5 separate regions of the Homo sapiens genome follow, and regions 1, 2, 3 and 4 are each linked to region 5. A link is a contact called in ENCODE Hi-C or POLR2A ChIA-PET data. All regions are on one chromosome and are shown on one strand. The core of a region is the stretch at or near the end of the contact, and the rest is flanking DNA. Distances in the headings are between cores, read along the strand shown.

Region 1 (3,781 bases), core at 372-2,871, 1.5 Mb before region 5:
ATACCCAGCCCTGCACAGGACATGGATCCTGCAGTGCAGAGCTACCTCCATCCAACTTGGCCGTGGCACATGAAGTATCCAAGCCTCTTCCAGGACAGCCGCAACCTTGCCAGTTACCCTTCCTTCTGACCCCATAGCCAAGAGGGTTGGAGCAAATCCTGGCGTGGTCTACCAGAGTCCTACACTTTTGCCTTTGATGCCAGGGCCTGGTAGGAGAAAGCCAGTGATTCTGAAGGAATGACAGGGGTACCCCTTCCAGGCACTGTCCTCCTCCCCATCCTTCCTGGAAGGCTCCTTCTTGGTTTCCACGTAGAGCAAAGTCATTTTTCCGAGACTGTAGGGCCCCAGCCCAGAGATTCTGGTCTAGTATGTGTGGGGAGGGGCTAGATATCTGCATCCTTAATAAGTACCCTTAGTTCAGTTGCAGAGTCATTCCTTAAGAAAGAGCCTTCATCCTGAGAAAAGGCAGCAGTTAGCACAGAGATTGATGGCTGGGTAGACTAGCCACAAAGACCGCACTTCTCTGGGGAAGAAACGCCTTCATAACTCCCTCACTGCACCTCTTTTCCCCTTTTTGTTGCCAGTCCTCAAGTCCAATGGGTACCTCGGCATTGCTCCCCTGGCCCCTCCATGCTGTTTGGGGTGGGATAGTCATAACTTATGTATATGGGGCTTTAGAGTCTGTCGCATCCATATCCATTCATTCTGAGGCCTCCCAGTGTGCCCAGCACAGAACTCATCATTAGCAATACAGAGGTAAATCAAAGAAGTCCATGATTTAGTAGGCCAGGCAGATCTGCAAGCTCTTCGTGAGAAGTGCTATTGTGAAGGATGTGTGGGGAATGCAGTGGATGGAGAGAGTGACTGATTGTTTTTGTGGGTTTTTGTGGGAGGCGAGATAGGGGAATGTGAGACTAGCTCCTCTGTGACTTAATTTCAGTGAGAGTCTTCCCTCTGGTCTCTAGTAGAGTAAGTGATGGGGGTGGGGGTCAGCCTGGCCTGCTGGCCATCATGTGAGCGGGGAGCAACCCTTTCTGCTCTGGCTCATCTCTTCTGATTGAAACGTGTGGAGCAGTTCTTAATTTGCACAGAGAGCCCAGACTAATAAATCCGCTACTCAATTGCAATTCCCACAGTGCGTTTATAGGCAACAGCTGACTTTTATCAGCTAGTTTGTTCTTTCATATAAGCAGAGTTTTATGAGGGTCTCCTGAGCTGGCTTGTAATGTGATGAAACGTCTGCAAAACTCAACCATAAATTCCTGGCACCTGCCAAGCAGAGGATGCTGTTTTCCAGGCACATTTTGTCCAGCTGGCGGCTCTGTCCCCTTGCCCAGTTTGCATTTTTGCACTTGTCTCTTTAAACTTGGATTTGTTTTTCAGTTCTCTGCGGCCTCTTTAAAGGCAACCGAAAAATGAGGGGTAGGAAAAAGGAACTAGAAAGTTACGTCTGTGCTAAAAATTACCCCTGGCTTATGTTGCTCTGAAAGCCAGTTTTGATCCCACTGTTGAAACAGAGACATCAGGCTTCCCTGCCACATGAACCCCAGGGCGGGGGACAGGAGGCCAGTGCCAGCCGAGCCCGTTATTAATACTTTGATTCTTTTCTGGGCCATCACCCTTTGTACTTGCCAAAGGCCCCTACCCTCAGTTGTCAGTTCTGTAAATTAAAGAAACAGCTCCGGAGGCCTTTTCCCCAGATGGTCTCCAGGCATGACATCTTTTCCCAGCATTTAGAGCTCCCCCAACACAGAGAGATGAAATTTAAATGCCCTCTGTCCTCCAAATAGGGCGAGACCTGGACTCTTGGAGAATGCTGTTTGGCTGGGGTGGACTGGGTCATTGGGAGAGCTACAAAGGCCTCAGTGGTGCAACTAGGAATGGTTGAGTGTGGCCCTGGCTGTGTCTCAGGATTACCCACCTGTGTTTATGGGTTCTCTTCATTTTGATCAGACCATTAGGTCAGAAGGCTCCTGTGGCTGCCCTTCCTGTGGCCTTATCCCCTGCTTGCTTTCCCTAGCCCACACTTCAGGGCTGGCTTCATGTGCCTGTGACCCACACTTACAAGGGTTCCCAAGGTTGGTTTCATGCTCTGCTGTCACTCTCGAAATTCTAAACAGTTTTCGAATGATTTTCCTTTGGCACTGGGCCCTGCAAATTATGTTGCCAGTTCTGCCCAGCTTCTCTCTGGTCCTACTGCTTGTAGCTGCCCCAGCACTGTGGACAGACCCTTTCTTCTCCAAGTTGAAGTTTGAGCCTTTGCAGAGCAGGTTAGTTACCCGTCATTGAGGCCTCTGGCCTTGTCCCCCTCCCAAAGGCTCCCTGTTATCCACTCTTCTGGCTACAGGCAATCCCTATTACGTGACAGTATCTCCACAGGCCCTAAAGAGGTGCCTGTCAGTCCCAACTCCCTAAGTCATCTGCAGCTGCTCCTGGCCCCTTCTTATCATTTTCCAGAAAAGATTTCTAGTCAATGCACTCTGCCTGGAAGAAGCTGCCTGCTCTTATGGAGGAGCTGGGGTCTTTGCTAGAGAAAACATCCCCTAACTGCCACCTCCACCTCAAAGGCAAGACATTGTTTCCTGCTACGGGAAAGAGACCCACTTTCTTATTTTTCCAAGCCCCACTCAGACACCATCTCCTTTTTGTTATCTCTTCTTACACCCCTAGATGAAAATAACCCTTCCTTTCTCAGCACAGTACTTGTACTTCCCTTTAACACTTAATTTTTAATTTTTTTAAAAAATGTAGAGTCAGGGTTTCACCATGTTGTCCAGGCTGGTCTTGAACTCCTGGGCTCAGGAGATCCACCTGAGCTGGGCTTGGTGCTTTGGCTCACATCTGTAATCCCAGCACTTTGAGAGACCGAGGCGGGCAGATCGCTTAAGCCCAGGAGTTTGAGACCAGGCAGGGCAACATAGTGAGGCTCCATCTCATAACTAACTAAATAAATAAATAAAAGAAATCTGCCTACCTTGGCCTCTCAAAGCTCTGGAATTATAGGCGTGAGCCACCACACTCGGCCTATTTTTTTTTAAATTTAAATCCAGCTCCTGCAGGATTTTATTTTTTTCTTATCCATTCTTATATCCCTACCAGCTCAGCAAGGGGCTCAGCCCCATTTGGGAATTGACCCAAGTGGTAGAAATGGTGCAGGGGCCTTTGCAGCTGCATGGCGTGGAGAAGGTGGGCTCTGCTCTACCCAGTGGGATGGTGCAAGGGGTGGCAGTGGTCTCTGACAGAGCTGGCTGGCTGCTGATAGCCATGGCCTCCTGTAAAGCTGCGGTATCCTAGAAAGATTGTGAGCTTCGGCAAAATCCTGTCTCCACCCACCTAGGATGTGGGCCTTGTGTTTTGCCGCTCTTACCTGTAAGATGAGTATAAGAAGACCCGACTCACTGAGCTATTTTGAAAATGAAATGAACTAATTCATTCAAACCACAGAGGATGAAGCCCAGCACCCAGTAGGTTCTTAATTAATTATAGGTTTTATCCTCCCCCTGGAGGAGGACTTGGGATTGAGGCCCATTTCCTCCTCTGTCAGGTGCCAGCTGGGCTGAGGGTGTAGTCACTGGCCACCTAAGAGCTAGGCTGGCTGATGGAAGTGAAACAAGGCAGAAGATGACCCCATCCCAGCAGCAAAGACCCACAGGCCAGGCTGGGCAGAGCATCCTCCCTTTCCCAGACCGCCTGGCTTGGGTTCCCTGGCAAGGCTGGCGGACCTAGATCCACCCGGCATTGCCACACTGGCGGAAATGGTGGTTACTGTTCGAGCCAAACC
Region 2 (3,692 bases), core at 732-3,231, 1.4 Mb after region 5:
GAAGACTGAGGAAGGCAACTACGCCTGGATGGATTTTTCACAAGATGATGCCTGTTTCTCGGGCTCATTCAAATTCTAAAGAGAATCATTTACAAGTTAATTTCTGTCCATTTTTTCGCCCTAAGAATCACTTGCTGCCCTCAGAAGAATTGTCTATATTCTCCATCTCTCCCCTTCCCCTATGAAAAAGAGTGTATACGCTTCTGTACCCCATTGGGTTATTGGGTAATCATTCTCCTGTGACCCTTCCCTTCCCACCCCCTCGCCTCCCCGCCCCGTGCTATGCACGTTAAAATAAAATTTTGTATGTCTTTTCTCCTATTAATCTGCCTTTTGTCAGTTGATTTTCAGTGAACCTTGGCCCCTACAATACTGTTCCCTTTTCTCCATCTTCACTGCCAGAGCTTAGCTTTGAGCTGTTTGAGATAATAGAGGAAGGGTGTCTAATGTGATAAGCAGTCTATGTATGAGGCTTCCTCTGGAGGTGACCCTTAAGCTTGAAAATTGTGCCAGAGCACAATCTGGCATAGTAAAGAAAGGTGGGAAGGGCACTACATGGCCAGGCACGGTGGCTCATGCCTGTAATCCCAGCACTTTGGGAGGCTGAGGCGGGCGGATTGCTTGAGCTCAGGAGTTCGAGACCAGCCCTAGCAACATGGTGAAACCCAGTCTCTACAAAAAGTACAAAAATTAGCCAGGCCTGGTGGTGTGCATCTGTGGTCCCAGCTACTCGGAAGGCTGAAGTGGGAGGATCACTTGAGCCCAGGAGGTTGAGGCTGCAGTGAGCTATGATTGTGCCACTGCACTCTAGCCTGGGCAACAGAGCGAGAGTCCTGTTAAAAAAAAAAAAAAAAGCGGCCAGGCGCAGTGGCTCACGCCTGTAATCCCAGCACTTTGGGAGGCCGATGCGGGCAGATCACCTGAGGTCGGGAGTTCGAGACCAGCTTCCCCAACATGGAGAAACCCCTTCTCTATTAAAAATACAAAATTAGCCGGGCGTGGTGGTGCATGCCTGTGATCCCAGCTACTCAGGAGGCTGAGGCAGGGGAATCACTTGAACCTGGGAGGCGGAGGTTGCGGTGAGCCGAGATCACGCCATTGCACTCCAGCCCAGGCAACAAGAGTGAAATTGAACAACAACAACAAAAAAGGTGGGAAGGTAGATGAAAAAGCATCAATAAGGCACTGAGGTGTGAAACAGTGTGGTCTGCCGGGTTTAGTATGTGCGAGCAAAATAAATATGCAGGCTGAGATTAGTGGGATGAGGGTGGGAAGGGCCTTGTGGGAGCATTAACAAGCTTGAGCTTTGGGACTTTTCTGTATATGATAAAATTGATGTCTGTATAGGGTACAGTGGGGACACAGAGGAGGAAGTGAATACTTGTACCCAAGAGGTCATGTAAGACTTAGGTTTTACTATATTTGAATTATTTTTACACTAACAATAGCCACATTTATTTCCCTGCTGGCTGTGTGCCTGCCACAGTACTTTACAAATATTATCTCTTCCAACCCTCACACCATCCTTGCGAAATGGGTGTTATTACCTCTACACAGAAGGGGAAGGGAGGCTCAGACAGGTTAATAATGTTCCCAAGGTCACTAGAAAGCTAGCCCGGATCCCAAGAGGTCTTAAAGCACTAAAATATACTCTTCTAAGAAGAGCTTCTTGAGGTCAGGGATCATGTCTTTTGTTTTTGCGTGCCCAGACCTAGGTCTTAGAAGACGCCTAATAAACATCAGTTGAAAAAAATGACTGGATGATCTTTCACTTTTTCCACGCAGAAAACACGTGGCGACATCACTGAGAAACCTCCCGGCCAACAGAGGGCGCGACGTCCATTTCAGCGCAGTGGGGCCCAGTTGCGGACGCCTAGCTTCCTTCCGTCCTTTGGCTGAAGTTCAGCCAATCCCTGCGCTCCGAGAGAGCCGGCGGCCAGTGGGCAGGGTCACAGGGCAAGGTCCCGCGGGCCGCTGGGTGCGGCGACTTCCGTGCTCCCGGCGAGCGGGCGGAGAGCGGGGGCCGCACTGGGGAGTGTGGGCTGGGCCGCAGGTGAGCGCGCGGTCCCGGCGAGCAGGTCGGGTCAGCCCAGGCCAGTAACCTCTGAGTTACGGGAGGAGTGATCGCTAGGGTCCACCCCGGTCCCGGCCAGATCTGCCAGCTCCCCTCTCTGGCGGGTGTTCTGGTGCCAAGTCTGGGAGCCCAGGTAGCCCTCCGCAGACAGGGCTTCTCGGCACCTCAATGAGGACGGACGTTGATGAGGCCATGAATGAGGTGGGCTAGGGACAGGGGACCGGGAGACTCACAGAAGGGAGAAGGGTAGCCATTTGGATGGACCTTCGCCTTACTTGCGCTCCCATTCCTGGACTGCGCTCTAGTGACTGTCAGGGCTAATTCTTCCGCCTTCTCAGGCCTCCTGTGTCCTTGTTAGTAGTTCTTGAATTTGGGACTACGGCTTCTGGCCTCGTTGGGCCTCCGGGCCCTCGCACTGGGGCAGGTTTCCCAGCAGCCCAGTTGACCTTTACCGGATGCTTTTGGCAGACGTCCTCCATGCCGGGCTGGAAATATGCGTCACAGTGTTTTTCAGACACTTTTGCCTCTTTCATTGTGATACCCTGCCTGGGGACGACTATGATGGAGTCTTTAGGTTTTTGTAATCAGCAAAGGCATCTGTTATGCTCCTGCCACCTTTTGGGGGAGAGTGGGTGGAGGATGTTGTGATTTTACACTAGGGAGTTTGGGCTGTCATTCATTCGTTCAGCAGACCTTTTTTGGGCACTCTGCCAGGCAGGGTAGGAGAGGTGCCTGGATGGATAGGGCATAATTGGGCCAGACAGACACGGTTCTTAGCCTTTTGGAGCTTAAAGTGTCTTGAGAAACGCAGACAGGGTAAGCCAGCATCGTGCCTGACACAGAGTAAGTGGTTATAAGTGTCGAATAAAGGAATGAATTGACTTATTTGGGAATGATTAGAATGTGAGCAGGACGGTAGCGAGAGACTTTATGCTGCATGTGAGAGATAGTTGTGAACTCATGCGCGATATGTTTTAAGACAGGTTTGGAAATCTGAACGGACAGTTGCTATTTAGGGAAGCATTTACTTATACAGAGGACTTGCTTTAAAGGTGGAAGTAAAATGGAGAAGTATTAGGTTTGGGATTCTTCAGAGGTGCCTCTTTTAACTATTACTATGTCTCTGAATTTCATAAATCCCTGAGTACAATCTCAGAGTTTGGGAAAAGGAAAGCTCTTCTAGGTAATGAAATGCCAGGCTGATGGGAAAAAACTGTAGGAAGCTCTCCCTAAGTCCAGGGTTTGGACAGAAACCGTATACCTCTGCAGTGTGTTCTTCCCACTAGAAAGAGTGTAGGCTTTGAAATTGGAGAGGCCTGGGTTCAAAATCAGTGGCTCTATCACTTCTAGTGATCTTGGATAAGTTAACATAATGTCTGTGAGCCTTTGTGGCCTTCACAAGAGTCTGGGCTAATAATTCCTACATCATAGAGGTGTTATGAGGATCAAATGATGATTAGTGTGTAAATTGTCATCATAGTGCCTGGTGCTGAGACAATAAGCGGGGGAGTCTTGGAGATGCTGCAATTTTTTTTTTTTTTTTAAATTTCATGATGCTGCCTTATTGCAGGGGTCCTTAACCCCCTGGGCCACAGACCAGTGGTGGTCTTCAGCCCAT
Region 3 (3,706 bases), core at 742-3,241, 1.6 Mb before region 5:
CGTAGTGTGCCAAGTCAGAGGCTTTCTCTTGCCCTTTTCCTGCTGTGTTCTCAGGCCTCCCAAGGGCTATTTGACTCAACAGTCTACATCCTTCGTTGTGTTTTGGAGAATGTGGGGGTGGGGGTCAGAGTTCAAGGTGTCTGTTCCCTTTTCCTGTGAACTCTTTCTAGTCCCTATTTGGGGAGGGTGGCTGGAAACAGATTTTTGCTGAATTTCTGGCTCAGATCTTCTAGCCAGGAAAGGCAAGAGCCCCCAAGAGCCCTTTTTTTTGACATACACTAATCATTGGCCGGGGTCTTGGTGACAACTTTTAAAATCCCAAATAGTTTTATTTGGATTATGTAAAAGTAAGTGTGAAACATGGGAACAACGGACTTCCACTGAGCGATGTGAAAACGTTACAGGTTCAGTACTTCCAAAGGAAGAAACCTCCAAACCCAAAAAAGAATAAATATGAATTTGTATTTTTGAAGAATGTGAAATAATGGTGTTTGCTTAATTGCTCATTTTGTATAAACTTAATATTGTACTTTAAAATATCTGCTAAAAAGTGAAAATTTAACTTTTTGGAATTGAAAAAGCAATATTAAATACTAATGAAATCCTAATTAAATGCTTATTTAAATCTGGTAGTATCTGTGGCATTTCTTACCAACCCTGCCCATAGTTGACATTTTTCCACCACTCCCCCCTTCCCAGCCATCAGTCTTGGAGAGGGGACAGAAAGGAAACGTCGGTCACCAGGAGAGTCTGCAGGTTTCCTTTTAATCAAGGCTCTACTGAAGGTGTTTTGTGGGGCTAAAAGCCCCCAAAACATGAAATGGACATGTAACACCACCTGGATCCCCCATAGCAGGCCAGACCACTCTGGCGAGCACTGCTGGTCTGCCCAAATCTGGGTAATCAGACTGGGTATTCATTGGCTGCATTTCAAAGCACAGCACTGCTTTCAGCCAGGATGAAGTGGGAGTGAACCCAGCTGCTAGCAGAGCTGCCACTCCAGGCTGAGAGCCAAGTACCAGCCACTGCCAGTGAAGACTGGCCCCTTTACTGAAGGGAGTTGTTCAGAGTCCAGCCACCGGCCCTGGGGAGGGAGAGAAGTCAGGGTATTCTGCTCGGGGATGGTCAGGGCTCCGCAGCTCCATCGCCAGCATCCTTTGGAAAGCCGCCTCTGGCGGAGACAGCCGGCTGGGGGGGCGCTCCAGGTTTGGCTGAGACGTTCTAGTTGGAACAGAAAGGAAAAAAGTGAGGCTGGGAGGCAAGGCCTTGGATTAGGCCCCACAAGGATGTGGCCATTTGGCATTTGGATAGTATTAACTTTTTCGAAACCTCTCACCAGATCAAAGGAGGTTAGGGATAAAGCGGCGGAGACATACTTCCCCCCTCCAGGGTAAGCTAGGGCTTGGCCAGCCTAGCCAGTGGGCAGACCCCACCCCACCCCAGCCCAGCCCAGGGTGGGCACTAACCCCGCCACCAGCCGGCTCCGGGCGCCGGCGGCCCAGCTGCCGTAACATCTCCTCGCAGGCTGCGATGGTGTCCAGGAGCTGCCGCTGCCGCTGCTCCACCGCGTCCAGCAGCTGCTGGGCGCGCTCCTCCCGGGGCGGCTGTGGGGGTGGCCTCCCGCCGAGCCCCAGCCCCGCCTTCCCGCGGTCCACGCCGGCAGCCTCCCTGCCCGGGAGAGAGCGAGAGACAGACGGTCAGGGCCGGCGCTTGCGCGGGGCCAAGCCCCTTCCTCCCGCCCCGACGGGCCCCCTCTCACCCCCGTGACCAGTCTGAGCCCGGGCCCCATTCCATCTCCGCTTGCGCGGCCCGACCACCGCCCCCCTTTCGGCCGCCCCCCTCCCCAGCGCTGCGTTAGGGCTTCGCAAGGCTGCGCCCCGCCCCGTCCCCACCGGTCTCCTTCAATCCTCCTGGGGGTCGTGGTCCCTTTAAGCTGCCCGGCGCAGAGGCGGGGCCGAGTCTCCTGGACCGGAAGCTGGCTGGGAGCGTCACTTCCTCCCGGAAGCGGGCCTGGGCGGATGTCTCCGGCGCGTCGGTGCAGGGGGATGAGGGCCGCGGTGGCTGCCAGCGTGGGGTTGAGCGAGGGGCCTGCTGGCTCCCGGAGCGGTCGCCTCTTCCGCCCGCCGAGTCCCGCTCCGGCGGCCCCCGGCGCCCGGCTGTTGCGGCTCCCGGGGAGCGGGGCCGTGCAGGCCGCGAGCCCGGAGCGCGCCGGCTGGACCGAGGCGCTGCGGGCCGCCGTGGCCGAGCTGCGCGCCGGCGCCGTGGTGGCCGTCCCCACCGATACGCTGTACGGCCTGGCCTGCGCGGCGAGCTGCTCGGCGGCTCTGCGCGCTGTGTACCGCCTCAAGGGTCGCAGCGAGGCCAAGCCTCTGGCCGTATGCCTCGGCCGCGTGGCCGACGTCTACAGGTAAGGCCGCCCCGACCCGGCCCCGCTAGGGGCGGCACCGCGGGAGGGGTTTCCGGTGACAGGCTTGGGAGACTGAGGCGCAGAGAGCGGGAGGGGCTTGTCCAGGCTCACCAAGGAATCCGGAACTGGAAATATGTACCGAGGACTTAACGTGCCCCGGGCCCTGAACTACATGCTGCTGGGAAGCAGCAACACACGAGAAAGGCAGGGACCCTGTTCCCTTGGCGTATTTGTGCTAATTGGGGAGGCCCCCGGGAAAAAAGCAAACAAACACAGTAGCTTAATTTAATAGCGAATGCCTTGAAGAAAATAAAACGTGGAGCTTGATCCCACTATCATGATATCACAGCGGTGCAGCTGTTGTAGTCCCTGAGACCAGAGGCACATGGGCGTCAAGCCAGGGGTGCGCCTCTGGAGCCCTGCTTTCTGCTCAAGCTCTTAGGGAGGTGAAGCAGGGAGACAGGCGGCTCCCATTGTAAACTCGAAGGATTCCTTTTCTACGTCTGCCTAGAGTCTAGGAAAGGACCACCAGTGGCCCTTCAATTTTGAATGGATTTATTCTTCTGTGTTTCCCAGATACTGCCGTGTGAGAGTACCTGAGGGGCTCCTGAAAGACCTACTGCCAGGACCAGTGACCCTGGTGATGGAACGCTCGGAGGAGCTCAACAAGGACCTAAACCCTTTTACGCCTGTGAGTCAAGTTTTCTCTTGTGTCCCCAGACTCCAGGCCACTTGGCTTTCACTAGGATCCAGATAAGACTTACCCTCTTATCCCTTCCAACCTTTCTCATGATCCCTTTCCCCTTGCCTTACAGCTTGTAGGCATTCGGATTCCTGATCATGCTTTTATGCAAGACTTGGCTCAGATGTTTGAGGGTCCGCTTGCTCTCACTAGTGCCAACCTCAGCTCCCAGGCCAGTTCTCTGAATGTCGAGGTGAGTTTACCCAGTCCTTCCCCTGGAAATGTCACCAGCGCACATACTGTTTTCTGTGAATCAGTGGCATTGATAGTACACTGGGATGGCCAGGCATGAGAGTTCTTGGGCCAACAGTGGGAAGGTTGCCCAGCTGGCAGGGAGGTGGTGGGGGGCAATATAAATTAAAAAAATTTGAAAGATTTTATCTCAAAGTCTGAAAAGCCAGGGGGAGAATTGGTCTTTTCTTCAGTCTTTATAATAATAGGAAAGATTATAAGAACAATGTCTTCCTGTTTTTCTGGAGATAACAGTTTCTGGAGAACACAGTTAGGCTATAAATCTTCACGACAGTGCTGTAAAGAAAGATGAAGAAGGCCAAGGG
Region 4 (3,562 bases), core at 986-3,485, 1.3 Mb before region 5:
TCCCAAAATGCTGGGATTATAGGCGTGAGCCACCTCGCCCAGCCAGCTTTTTGTTTTGTTTTGTTTTGTTTTTGAGACAGAGTCTCACTCTCTCACCCAGGCTGGAGTGCAGTGGCGATCTCGGCTCACTGTATCCTCTGCCTCCCCGGTTCAAGCGATTCTCCTGCCTCAGCCTCCTGAGTAGACGGGATTATAGGCGCACACCACCACACCTGGCTAATTTTTTGTATTTTTAGTAGAGATGGGGTTTCACCATGTTGGTCAGGCTGGTCTTGAACTCCTGACCTCGTGATCCGCCCGCCTCGGCCTCCCAAAGTGGTGGGATTTAGCCACCGCACCCAGTGGCTTAAAAGTTTTTTTACTTGTTTGTTTTTTGGTTTACACTAGGAATATAGAGGTACTTCCTCACCTTGAAAAACAGCATCTACAAAACTCCCACAACTAATGTCATACTTAATGGTGAGAGACTGAATGCATTCGCCACCCCCCCTTTTTTTTTTTGAGACGGAGTCTCGCTCTTGCCCAGGCTGGAGTGCAGTGGCGGGATCTTGGCTCACTGCAAGCTCCGCCTCCCGGGTTCACGCCATTCTCCTGCCTCAGCCTTCCGAGTAGCTGCGACTACAGGCGCCCACCACCACGCCCGGCTAATTTTTTTTGTATTTTTTAATAAAGACGAGGTTTCACTGTGTTAGCCAGGATGGTCTTGATCTCCCGACCTTGTGATTCACCCGCCTCGGCCTCCCAAAGTGCTGGGATTACAGGCGTGAGCCACCGCGCCCGGCCTGCATTCCCCTTAAAACAGGGAACAAGGCAAGGATGTCTAATGTTATCACTTTTATTTAACAGACTACTGGAAATCTGCACAATAAGGAAGAAAAAGAAAAAGCACTCAGCTTAGAAAAAAAAAAACTCCCTATTTATTTGCAGATGAAATTATTATCTATGTAAAAATTCCAAGGAATCTATACAACCCCCCCTAAAATTAGTAAGGGAGTTCAGCAAGATGGCAGGTTACAAGATCCGCACACGAAACCAGTTATTCAGAATGCAGCACAGAGGGACAAAAAGATGGAAAATATAGACGGTAGGTTAAAAAGCTTCTTATGTTCGAGTTCCAGAAGGAGAGAGAAATGAGACAGGCATCTGAAGAAAAATGACTGCGATTTCCCAAAACTGGTGGAAGATACCAACCCACATATTATAGAAATCCAAAGACTTCCAAGCAAGAAACAAAACAAAAGGAAGAAAAAATATCCCACTTAGACTTATGATAGCGAAACTGCAGAACAGTGAAAGATGGAGAGCTGAGGACGGAGAAATCCACAGGGGCCAAGTGAAAACAACGTTTACACCTTGGACTTAACGATAAAAGCGAACTCGTACTTGCACAGTCATTGGCGCCTGCCAAACCCCTTACACATATTAGGTGATTTACTCCTCACAGCAAATGTATTAGGTAGATTCTATTACTGCTTGTATTTTACAGATGAGGGAGTTGAGATTTGGTTATTTGCCCAAAGGAGCACACTTTATCGATGTAGCGATAGGATTTTGAACAAGGTAGTTCTCGCTCCAGTTTTGTGCCCTTAACCACTACACATACTTGTTTCTCCAAAGGGCACTGGGAAAATGGGAAGCCACTGAAAGACTTTAAACCGGGGAGTGATAACATTTGTTTCTGGAAGATCCTGGCACCACTGTGGATAGTGGATTAAGTGGGGCTAAAGGTGGAAATAAGCCGCTGGAATAATGTAGCCCCAAACAGGGAGGGCCTGAATGAACTAGTGAGGTGGCAGAAGGCGCAGGCACAAGCAAATGGATTCGCGAGCTCTTCCGGAGTCGAGTCCATAGAGCTTGACCTGGGATCGCGTTTTACTCCAGGTGCAGAGTGAGGAAAACCGCGTTTCTGACGCAGGCAATTCGGTGGATAGTGAAAGTCATTCACTGAAGTGGACTGAAGCGGGGCGCACAGGAGACTCGGAGGCCTGAGGACGAGCTAGGCTTTGGACGCGGTGGATTTGTGGCGTCTGTAAAGCCGGCGGCCAGCCGAGGGGCAGGAAACGGCAGAAAGCAGAAGCCGCATCTCTAGAGCTCTCCGAGAAGGACCTTCGAGAGCCCCGGCCTTAGCGAAGCTCGGCACGGCGCTGCACGCGTCTCCGGAAGCCGCGCGCGCAGGCGCAGAGCGGGGGGGCGCCCCCTGGCGGCGCAGGGACCGCCCCCAACCTCGCGCCGCCGCCGCCCGCCTCAGCCCAACATGGCGATGCACAACAAGGCGGCGCCGCCGCAGATCCCGGACACCCGGCGGGAGCTGGCGGAGCTCGTGAAGCGGAAGCAGGAGCTGGCGGTGAGGGGCTAGGACAGGGGTTGCACGGCATGGGGCTCCGCGCCCGCCCCGCCTCCAGGCCCCAAGCCCGGCCGCGCTAGGCCGTTTGTTACTCCGGGGGCGCGGCGCGGCGGGCCGGGTGCTCGGCGGCCTGAGGCCGGGTGCGCATTCTGCGGCCCGCCGGCGGTTCAGCTTCCCGGCTGTGCGAATCCGGAGCCGGGAGAGAGCCGGGAGCGCGGGAGGGGGAGGGGAAGCGGCAGCCGCAGGAGGGGGCGTGGAGGGAGGACGGTGCCGGGGCCCGGGGAGAGGGCGCTAGGAAGGGCGAGCGTCAGTGAGCCGCGGGGGTGGGCGAGGCGGGCTAGTCCGTGATCTTTGCGGGGAGGGGGTGGGGAAGGAGGCTAGTGTGGGAGGGGGACCCAGTCACCCCGTCTGGACTTTGGAGGCTGGTGGGGAGCGTGTTCTTTTTGGTACTGGGAGTAGATCCGTTGAATGGAGGTTTTTGATAGACAGGGTTGTGATGTGTTTGGGAACATCTAGAAGGTGACAGGCGAGGGAGAAGAACACATTCCGGAGAATTCAGAATTGTGACAGGCACCCAAGGCCCAATGCACTCTGGTGGCTAAGCTCTTCCTGCCCCCGCGTCTCGGCTTGGGCACCCGGGAGGCCCCTCTCACCTGAAGCTGCCCTTCTAGGTTTCCATAGCAACTGGCAGCCCGGTGTCGGCGGCCTCTCTTGAGCCTGCGGGGAGGGGAGCGAGTTGACGCTGAAAGGCTGCTCACCTTTCCCTCTCCTGGTAGCGATACCTTTTGTGCGTGGGAGTGGACATCGCCCAAGTTCTGCGTTAGCCTGGGCTCTTGACTCATGGTTTCCGTGAATCCTCTAAAGTATATGCAAAATTTCGCGTGTGTGTGTATTTTTCTGGAGACATGCTTTATACATTCAGGGGTCCATCACCCCCAAAGGTCTAGACTGTCTTAGTCCTAAACGGCTCCTCCTCCCCGTATCTTCCATCTCTCCACAGGGTGGTTTAGTGTGGGCAAGCTTGCGTTTACGAGTCTAATATCAGGATTTCATTTTGGCCAGACTTAAGTGTTTGCATTTAAAAGGTATCATTCATGTCCTTGTTTTTCATCTCTCAGGAAACATTGGCAAATTTGGAGCGACAGATCTATGCTTTTGAGGGAAGCTACCTGGAAGACACTCAGATGTATGGCAATATTATTCGTGGCTGGGATCGGT
Region 5 (3,509 bases), core at 42-2,541:
TATTTAACAAGCTTCTAAATCATAATACACACGTCAGACTGTCTAGAATTACAGAACAGACTACAACAGTACTTCCACAAACGAAAAAAGTCAGGGTCATCTGAAACAGAAGAAAAATAACGGTGTGATACACGCCTCATCTCTCTCGGCGCACACTCTAAAAAAAAAACCTATAAATGATGATATTACTTTTTAACAGTGGCTAAGTGATTTTTATTTTATCTCATTTAGTCTCCACAATAACCCTGTAAAGGGGTCACTGTTACTTACTGCTGTTTTAGTGATAAGAAAACTGAGGCAGCTGGAGATGAAGACTCTTGACCTAAGATCAAAAGATAGCAGGGCCAAGATTTAAACCCAAGCCAACTGGTTCAGGATACTTCTGTTATGCTCCCAACAGAAGCTTCACTGCCTCTCTCTTGCCAGGTCCTTCTATACTCTCAGAGGCTTTCCCTTCACCCCAAGTAACAAATTCCCCATAAACACTGTACTGCCACTGATGGCTTCCAACTTCTGTGCACCATTGCTGCTCCCCAGCTTCTGCTGCCATGCTCCACCCCTAAGATTTGTAAAGTCAAAGACAACAGTTGATAAAAGTTGCTTAGGTGCTAAGAGAAGCAAAATAATTCACCTCATATAAGCAGAACTCACGCCGATTGCCACTGGAATGCAAGCCGGCCTCAGCTCCAGCCCAAGAAAAAAGTGAGAACTCTAATATTCCCGTAGGAGACAAATTTGGACTATCCCGTTTTTGGCCACCAGGCTGGAAAGAACGGAAGCGGTACTAACATTTACTGAGTGGCAGCCACATGCGCCCTAGGAGAAGACCGAACCAGGCCAATGGGGACTGGGTGGGGGGAAGGGCACTCGGGAGTTCCGGGAAAAGAAATCCAAATAACGGGGTTCATACGACCAAAACGGGAGGAGTAGGGAGTGGCCGCCCCCAGGCCGACTGCAAGATAAAGCGGCGTAGGAGCTGCTCTGCAGAGAAGGCGACCAAGAGCCTTGGGAGCTAGGCCGGGGCCAGGGGAAGACCTAAAGGGCGGGGAAGGGGAGGAGCCGGAGGGAACGGAGCCCGCTCAGAAGAGGCCAGGGTGTAAGCTGGGGGGAGCGACTCCACGCCAGGCCTTCCCCGAGCCCCTGACCAGCAGCTGGGGAAAAAAGATAAGAGACGAAACCACTAGAGCCGGTTAAGCTGCCCTAACTTCCATCAGAGGCGCTCACTCACCTGGGCCTACCACAGAGATCGCAGCTGCAGCTCGCAACGGAACAACCAGCCCGAACCTCGCCCCCGCCCCACAGCGCGCCCAGCGTCTCCGCTCTCCGACGACGGCGACGGCGTAGACCCGCTGCCTCCTGGGAAATGTAGTCCTACGCCCTCCTCTCCTGGCCGACTTGGCTGCCATCAGAACTACGTTTCCCAAAAGACAAGGCGAGCGTTGGGCCCGCCGCTTTGCGTCACGCGCTCGGTTGTCGGCGGTCACGTGGGTTGCTCGGGGCCGTCCCCTCCCCCCGCCTGGGTGGCCTGGAGATGGAGGAGGGCGGTGGACGGAAGGGGCGGGGGCGTTGCTGACGCCACTGCCCCCACCATTTTGGAACCAGCCTGGAGGGAGAGTCTGAGCCCCACCCACTCCGGGCCAGCTTGCCTTGTTGAAAAGCTTCCGAGTTGGAAGTCGAGTCTCCCTGTTTTTGGTCTCTGCTGCGCTCCCTTCCGCTTTGTGACCTTGAGCAAATTCATCCCTCCTCTCTAAACTTGTTTCCTCCCCTGTGAAATGAGACTTGTAATTTCTACCCCACAGCGATGTTGCCAGGCTCCGACAAAGTAAGGCACAGGAAAGCCTCAAGCACCCTGAAAGCGCAACGCAAATGGAGGGGTTGGTTTGGTTTCGTTTTTTTAATTTTAATTGTGTGACCTCATTCGGAGACCCAGAAACCGCCTCTCCCCAGCCTGCCTTCTGTAACTATGATTTTCTGACTGTCGTCCTGGGAAGTTTGTTAAAATGGGTGCTACTGGGGTATTGAACCAAAAGTTTACCGGGGAGTGTCTCCCTGCAGTCTACATTTTAAACCGATCTCTCGGGTGATTCTTACCCACCTACAAATTTGAGAATCTCTGCGTTTATCAGTTTTGCACAGGCTGGTTTCCTCCGGAATTTCTGCTCTAGTGTCTCTGAACATTTAAGACCCATCTCATAGGTCATCTGTGATGCTTTCAAAGTTGACTAGCTCCTCCCTATGCCTGTGTTCCCACAGTAAGTTTGCATCTTACTCTGTAAGTATCGGGGCCTTCCCCGACAAGACTGTGAGCTCTTTGAGAGCCGAGATCAGTTTTGATGGATTTCTGCACCTCCAGAGAAAAGTAGACACAGTACACATCAATTAATAAAGAAATCTAATGCTCTTCCTAAGAGAAAAGCTGCAAGGCTCAACTCAAGTAGCAGACCACGCCACATCAGCCCTTGCCCTTAGTGGCTTCGGCAGCATTCCTTGCACACGGCTTACTCTTTCTTCCTTCTTTGAGCACTTCTTGTGGTCGACGTACTGCGCAGTGCTTCTTAAAACGTTCTAATTTAATTGATTTTATTTTTATTTATTTATTTATTTATTTATTGAGATTCTCCCTATGTCGCCCAGGCTGGAGGGCAGTGGTGCGATTTTGGGTCACTGCAACATCTGCCTCCCAGGTTCAAGCGATTCTCCTGCCTAAGCCTCCTGAGTAGCTGATTTTACGGGCATATGCCACCACCCGGCTAATTTTTCTACTTTTTGTGGAGACGGGGTTTCGCCACGTTGGCCAAGCTGGTATCAGACTCCTGACCTCAAGTGATCCACCTGCCTCGGCCTTCCAAAGTGCTGGGATTACAGGCGTGAGCCACGGGGCTGAACCAATGTAATTTTAAATTCAAAGATTTTCTGGGTGTCTACTGTATACAATGCCCAGTGTAAAATACTGGGAACACGGTAGTAAACTAGATGGATACCAAAATACATAATTTTGGCTCCCCTTTTAAGAAATACAGGCATAGGCCGGGCGCGGTGGCTCACGCCGGTAATCCCAACGCTTTGGGAGAACCGAGGCGGGCAGCTCACCTGAGGTCAGGAGTTCGTGATCAGCCCAGCCAACATGGCGAAACCCGTTCTCTACTAAAAATACTACAGATTAGCCGGGCGTGGTGGTGGGCACCTGTAATCCCAGCTACTCAGGAGGCTGAGACAGGAGAATCGCTTGAACCCAGGAGGTGGAGGTTGCAGTGAGCCGAGATCATGCCACTGCACTCCAGCCTGGGCGACAGAGCAAGACTCCGTCTCAAAAAAAAAGAAAAGAAAAAAAGAAATACAGGCATATCTCAAATATTGCAGGTTCAGTTCCAGAACACCACAATAAAGCAAAGATTGCAGTAAGGTTAGTCCAAGTTTCCCAGTGCATATTAAAGTTATATAGTATGTTTACATCATACTGTAGTCTATTGTGTGCACTAGTGTTATGACCTAAAATATATATACTTTAA

The links. A loop is a pair of places that touch in the nucleus more often than their neighbours do. ChIA-PET counts read pairs that join two places held with the same protein, here RNA polymerase II (POLR2A). Pooled maps may share reads with other maps.
Region 1: a loop to region 5 is called in a pooled map, with 4 times the contacts of the local background. The contact joins the enhancer-like site here to the promoter of THRAP3 in region 5. A Hi-C loop is called at or near these places in 2 of 50 pooled maps.
Region 2: a loop to region 5 is called in a map of CD4-positive, alpha-beta T cell, with 5 times the contacts of the local background. The contact joins the promoter of SMIM12 here to the promoter of THRAP3 in region 5. A Hi-C loop is called at or near these places in 1 of 168 maps with a recorded cell type or tissue (CD4-positive, alpha-beta T cell) and 7 of 50 pooled maps. POLR2A ChIA-PET finds 5 or more read pairs at or near these places in 1 of 52 experiments (activated CD4-positive, alpha-beta T cell).
Region 3: a pooled map shows a loop between it and region 5 (14-fold over the local background). The contact joins the promoter of YRDC here to the promoter of THRAP3 in region 5. A Hi-C loop is called at or near these places in 7 of 50 pooled maps. POLR2A ChIA-PET finds 5 or more read pairs at or near these places in 2 of 52 experiments (HEK293T and T-cell).
Region 4: a pooled map shows a loop between it and region 5 (13-fold over the local background). The contact joins the promoter of MEAF6 here to the promoter of THRAP3 in region 5. A Hi-C loop is called at or near these places in 6 of 50 pooled maps.

The regions. Positions count from the first base shown.
Region 1 is chr1:37,674,136-37,677,916 of GRCh38, reverse strand. No RefSeq gene overlaps it. Among named protein-coding and RNA genes, the nearest start is that of AIRIM, 15 kb to the left of the region's middle. Within about 2 kb of position 1,621, at least 5 of the 41 ENCODE cell types and tissues checked have a DNase peak (open chromatin) inside an H3K27ac peak, as active enhancers do.
Region 2 is chr1:34,858,038-34,861,729 of GRCh38, reverse strand. It overlaps SMIM12 (small integral membrane protein 12), which reads left to right and starts at 1,981. Exons shown (of 2, transcript NM_138428.6): 1 at 1,981-2,053. RefSeq lists a silencer at 2,030-2,159.
Region 3 is chr1:37,806,493-37,810,198 of GRCh38, reverse strand. YRDC (yrdC N6-threonylcarbamoyltransferase domain containing) reads left to right here and starts at 1,991. Exons shown (of 5, transcript NM_024640.4): 1 at 1,991-2,407; 2 at 2,984-3,098; 3 at 3,223-3,342. The coding sequence starts at 2,019. It overlaps C1orf122 (chromosome 1 open reading frame 122), which reads right to left and starts at 2,409. Exons shown (of 3, transcript NM_198446.3): 1 at 1,760-2,409; 2 at 1,467-1,668; 3 at 745-1,221. The coding sequence starts at 1,794. The coding sequence ends at 1,126. MTF1 (metal regulatory transcription factor 1) reads left to right here. Exons shown (of 11, transcript NM_005955.3): 11 at 1-625. RefSeq lists silencers at 1,352-1,901, 2,082-2,341.
Region 4 is chr1:37,513,439-37,517,000 of GRCh38, reverse strand. It overlaps MEAF6 (MYST/Esa1 associated factor 6), which reads left to right and starts at 2,235. Exons shown (of 7, transcript NM_001270875.3): 1 at 2,235-2,344; 2 at 3,463-3,562. The coding sequence starts at 2,255. RefSeq lists a silencer at 2,051-2,650.
Region 5 is chr1:36,222,225-36,225,733 of GRCh38, reverse strand. THRAP3 (thyroid hormone receptor associated protein 3) reads right to left here and starts at 1,291. Exons shown (of 12, transcript NM_005119.4): 1 at 1,229-1,291. RefSeq lists enhancers at 845-1,373, 1,205-1,414, 1,374-1,901, 1,815-2,114, 2,325-2,494 and a silencer at 1,545-1,664.